2 separate regions of the Mus musculus genome follow, and region 2 is linked to region 1. The links are chromatin contacts, found by POLR2A ChIA-PET in ENCODE. All regions are on one chromosome and are shown on one strand. The core of a region is the stretch at or near the end of the contact, and the rest is flanking DNA. Distances in the headings are between cores, read along the strand shown. Region 1 holds the start of Zfp706 (zinc finger protein 706). Region 2 overlaps Gm34472 (a long non-coding RNA gene).

Region 1 (2,675 bases), core at 94-2,593:
GAGAAGACAGTGCTCGTAACCGCTGAGCCATCTCTCCAGTCCTGAAAACACTCTTAATGTCCCCCTGTCTTAGTATCAGATCTTTACTAGATCATTCTGATTGTCTAAAACATCTTAACTCTTCCATAAAGCATGGCTTATGTATGTGAATTACTTGGTGAACAGATCTTAAGGGTTTTATGCTTAAGTTACAGAACCTCACATCAGTAATTCCAGAACTTTCCTTGCCATCTAGAAATTAAAGCAGCTACTTTGATAACCTTTTCATGAAGCGTGCTGTAAAAACAATGCCATCAGATAAGCAAAAACTATTTTTTAACTTTTGCGTTTAGGGCTTCTCCTAAAACACAACAGAACACCTAAGATTTAACCCATTTTCTTTACCACCACCAACGGTTACAAAAAGGCAAACGCTTCAATAAACACAAAATGTAACACTAGGCAAAGGAGATCTGTTCTAACAGGCTAGCTGAGCGGGGCAGGCCCCTAACTTCTGACAGCACAGATTTCCTTTCTGAAAGCAGAAGTGCAAACGATCCAACCACCTGCTTTCGGACAGTTCAACTTACAATTTGCTCTTGACCAGCTCATCGAGTTTTTGACAAAATCTTACGTATAAATCGCTCCCTGATTAAGTGGGACAAACTGAAAGGCAATAAATCGTTTGCAAACAGTTACCAGCTGATTTTTAATAAAAGTTTTAGCTTTCCCAGGAGGCTGCAAATGAGCTACGAACCAGGAAGAGTTCTTGGAATACCAGGACTCTTGAGAAGGAGGCCCTAAGGGGCCGCTTAAAGAGAAACAACTTACTCTGAGGCCGGGGAGCCAGGAAATGGGCTCACACTCTGCAACCAGCCAGAGCAAGGGGCCCAGGTCGGCTCCGCGGCACGATCCCAGCTCTCAACAGCCATTCGTGGGCAGACTCAACCCCACGGTTGCAGCCCGGCCCGCCCGAGGCCTCGGCGGCCCTCAGCCCCGCGCCCGCTCCGCCGGGAGTCCGACGCCCGCCCCGGCCTCCCGCCGCCGCGTGCCTCCCGCCCCGGCTCCCGCGTCCTGCGGCGCCGCTTACCCGGGCCGGGCCGGTCTGGCGTCCGAGAGACCGCGCAGCGCGAGAAGAGCTGGGCAGGACGAGTAGGGAAGGAAGGGTCGAGCCCCGCACCGCTTGGGGCCTCCGCCACCCGCAGAGGAAGGACCGAGCAGAGCCGGGAGCACAACAGCCCGCGCCTCGCACACCCGCCGCAGCGCGCGCCCGCCGCGCCTGAGCCCGAGGCAGGCCCGTCGCTCGTGCCCGCGCACGCCGCGCCGCACTCCCAGTCGCCTCAGCGCCGCCTGCTTGCCCGCGCGGTCCCGCCCCTCACCTTCCTGCGGCGGCTTTGCCCCGCCCCTCTAGCATGCCCGCGTCCTTCCGGTCTGCAGGCCAATGGCAGCTCTCCCCTGTTACATAAGCGCGCGGGGGCGGGGCCTAAGACGGGAACTGCGGGGCCCTCGCCCGCCCCTCTGCTTCCCGCCCGCTCTCTCGGTGTCGTCTCAGCGTGTCCCCCTGCCCTTGCGGTGTGTGACCTCCGGTCTACGGGCGGCTGTCGGCCGAGTGGCTCAGCAGTCACTCTTTCGTGTTTCACTCACCCGGCCTGGCCTTTGCCCCGCCGCCCTCGTTTTTCCCTGGCCAGCCGGGAGCCCTGTAAGGCGCTAGCCGGAGCGGCGGGGGAGTCGCGTCCGGGGCCCCGCGTGGCCGCCGCTCGGCCATGACCCCCTGCCAGACTCGCTGCCATTGTTCCCTCACTGGTTCCGTGCTCAGGGTATTTTGACTTACTAGGGACTTTCACATAGATGGAGACTTGAGCCTGAAAAATCGGCTAAATCCTAACGTGCTCGCTTGGCCTGTGCAGGCTGGCTATTGGATTGCTAATACTTGGGGAAAGAATAAAAGGTCGTTCCCCGCCTCCACTTGATTTAGACCACGTTGTGAACTTCAGATACCTTATTAAGAGCGATTGCAATTCTAACATCTAGTGGTGGTTAGAAATGGCGTTGTAAATCTCTGCATTTGTTGCCCTGTACCTGCAACAAGCTGCTCCCCATTAGATCTAATTAGGTTATAGGTATACTGCTTTTGTGGCCTTAAAACCACTATGTGGTTCAGTCTGTCCTAGAACTGAACCCTTTCACCTCCACAGGAGCTACATGACCATGTGTCGCCATGCCCAGTCAGAATCTCAAACTTGCCTGCCAGTAGCCAGAGAATTCGTTGACTATGAGCATAGTCTACTTTACTTGTACTATGATAACCTTGTCACAGTATTGTTAAAAATAGCCAGAAAGGTGCAACGCAGCTGGGCCATGATTGAAGTGGGCTCATCTTTGATTCATTTCACTTTATGCTCACAAGCCTTTATTAAAATGTAGTTACGTGTTTAAGTTTTGTTACTGTTGCTGATGGTAATCTGTAATCTCCTTTTTATTACTGTATAGCCAGTGACCAACAAAGTGCTGAAAAAACAATATTGAACAGAATGTGTCTAAAGAGACAGGTTTGGAACAGACATGTCAAGAAGCTATAACATAGTTATTAATGGTGGCCACATTTACTGTTGTGTTAATCTGCCTTTTGGGTTGAGAGTCTTGGAGGATCTAGACTTGGGAAATACAAAGAGCTGTTTGTCTAGTCATGAATGACA
Region 2 (2,675 bases), core at 47-2,546, 180 kb before region 1:
AAAAACACATAAACAAAACAAGTCCCCTTCTCCCTTACGTCTGCGATTTACTTTGGTAAAAGGAGTGAGACCCTTTCCTCTCTAGTGGGTCTCTCCGCTCTGTGCCTGTCATTCCTTCTGTCTGCTAGTGCTTTTAGCTTTTAATGATCTTCTGGAACCTTGGCTGTAACTGCAGCAGGGCCAGGTGAGCAAGTCCTGAGTCTCCCTTTGCATCTGACATGTCCCACACTGCAACCACGTTTGGGTGAACACTAAGTAAATCTTTGTTGACTGAAGCGTCTAAGTCAATTCATTCCTGTGGCTCTCTGAAAGCGTGCTTGTTATTTATTAAGCGCCCACAATGGGTCAAAGAGTCAATGAATTTCAGAGCTGGAGGGGTTTTAGAGGTGACCTTGTCCAACCCCTTCATTTTATAAACAGGAAGCTGAAATCCAGAGAGAGGGCTCTGCCCAAGGTCAGACACCAAGAACACTCAGAGCTGAAAACGAAACTCAGTGAAGGCTCTTGGTTCTTACTGCAGCCCTGTTATTTCTACCCTCTAGTTTATAATGTAATTATAACAAGTATTTGTAGCTGAAGACATTAGCATATCAGAAGGATGACCTTAGAATCTATATGTAGTTAAGAGAAAACTGATAAAAAGAGAGAAAAGAAGGGAAAGTGAACAGCTCTAAATACTTGTTTTAGAGTTGATTTGACATTAGTTATATTGCATTATCTTCCTGAACAAGATGTAGAGATGGCAAAAGGACAAAATAGAACATGCAAGAAAAACATCGAAAACAAACTAATAAAAGTTAAAAAAAAAAGGAGCCAGGCTAGAGTGAGTATTGCATAGAATGTGTGTCTGAAATCCCTGACAATAGCGGTAAGATGGCTCAGTGCCAGAGGACACACCAAGAAGTTACACAGTTCACAGTTCTCAGATGACAAACCTGCTAGCTCTGGAAAGGCTCAACTCCTTTCACTAATGAAGCCCAAAGAGAACATCCTCTCATGAGGGCTCCTACACCTTAAAGTAAACGAGGATAAATTGGAATCAGAAGGACCACCTTTCTGAGGACTCATCCCATCTGGGTCATGTCCCTTGAAGAGACTTTTCAAGTCACGACACCCCTGTGTTCCACATTTGTGGAAGGGAGAAGGAAACCGGGCCACCTCCACCGGGGGGGGGGGGGGGGGGGGAGAGAAGGGGAATACACACATTAGGTACAGATTCTGCTACCCCCGCCCCTTCCAGGCTTGATTGGAAGGAGCTAGATCTGGCTGGATCCAGGACCTTCTGTGTGAACAATCCTAAGTTCCTGCCCCCAAGGGAGTTTACGCTTATCAAAGAGGAAGTCTAGAACCTGGGCCAACTCCCAAAAGGGCTGCTTCCCCTGACTGCCCAGAAGAGCCCTTTAGAGGATGCAGAAATGAATTTCCTGGAAAACTGCTTAGAGCTCCGAGTGCCTAGGTATCCCAAGTTTCAGTGCTTGGAGATAGAGGGATAGGGAAGGGAGATGGGAGAAAACAGGAGAGCCATTCCCCCACTGGAACACAGAAGAGTGCTCTTTGACCTAAAACCCAGCCAAACAAACACAAGTTTAGGCTCTTTTTCTAGTTTGGTCTTCTGGTCTACTAAGGAAAATGTCACTGAGAATAATCAATTAGAACTTGAACTCCGCGTCAAAGCTAGGATGGTATTTTGCCACATGGGGGAAAAGAATCATGTATCCACATACAAGATAACGCCCCCAGTCTTTAGCTTTGCTCTATGATTAAATAAACTTGGGAGGAAAACAAACTCTTAAAGGAGCTGGGGTAAGCAGAGGGTCAGCTCACTCATCCAAACGTGTCTGTCCACGGTTATTCCAACGTAATATTTTTATATACAAGTAAGGTCAGCAGGAGAAGCAACTAATTTGAAAATCAGTTTCCAGTCTTGTATTTGCTTCCTCTCATGGCTCCCAAGCTTAGAAGGCTGCATTTGCTCTGCAGAGTCTGTAGGATTTGATTCACAGTAATGGTGGGGATTTATAGGGACTCTCCTGGAACTCTGCCTTCTGTACAAACTTACCTTCTACAAGATAAGCTGGGGAACACTGAAGTAATGACACTGTACTTCGAGATAAGTTGGGGAATGGTGAGGTAATGTAAGCTGCTGCCTACGATGTTTCTGGGATTCCTCTTGTGGCGTCACTCTCTGAGGCTCTTACACTTGATTTTATGTGTAACAAAGTGGGCTTCTTCCAGTGTGGCTCTGATATGTGAAAACTCACAAAGCCACTCAAGGGTCAGTTGGAATGACTGAGATGAACAGTTGCTCAAACTGGGTGATGTCATTGTTGTCATCATAATCATTATCACCACCACCCCCATCATCACCATCATTACCACCACCACCACCATCGTCATCGTTGTGGTTTTTTGAGAAAGAGTCTCACTATGTAGCCTTTGCTGACTTGGAACTCACTATGTAGAACAGGAAGGCCTTCAAATACATATAGATACCTCTGTCTTTACCTCCTGAGTGCTGGAATTTAAGGCATGTGCCATCATGCCCAGCTGGATAATACTATTTTTGGTTGAAGACTTGTCAGGTCCAAAATATAATTATTTTATTTTCCAATGACCCTGACGAATTTTGACAAGGACACATATTTATGGAAGAAGAATTTACCTTCTATTATTCT

What was found. ChIA-PET counts read pairs that join two places held with the same protein, here RNA polymerase II (POLR2A).
Region 2: POLR2A ChIA-PET joins it to region 1 with 37 read pairs in Patski. The contact joins the enhancer-like site here to the promoter of Zfp706 in region 1. POLR2A ChIA-PET finds 5 or more read pairs at or near these places in 2 of 5 experiments (Patski and embryonic stem cell).

What each region holds. Positions count from the first base shown.
Region 1 is chr15:37,006,059-37,008,733 of GRCm38, forward strand. Zfp706 (zinc finger protein 706) reads right to left here and starts at 1,344. Exons shown (of 4, transcript NM_026521.4): 1 at 1,070-1,344. LOC115488529 reads left to right here. Exons shown (of 2, transcript XM_030248876.1): 2 at 798-2,415. The coding sequence ends at 1,746.
Region 2 is chr15:36,826,860-36,829,534 of GRCm38, forward strand. All of the region lies in intron 1 of Gm34472 (a long non-coding RNA gene), which reads right to left. Among named protein-coding and RNA genes, the nearest start is that of Gm34472, 15 kb to the right of the region's middle. Within about 2 kb of position 1,297, at least 1 of the 3 ENCODE cell types and tissues checked has a DNase peak (open chromatin) inside an H3K27ac peak, as active enhancers do.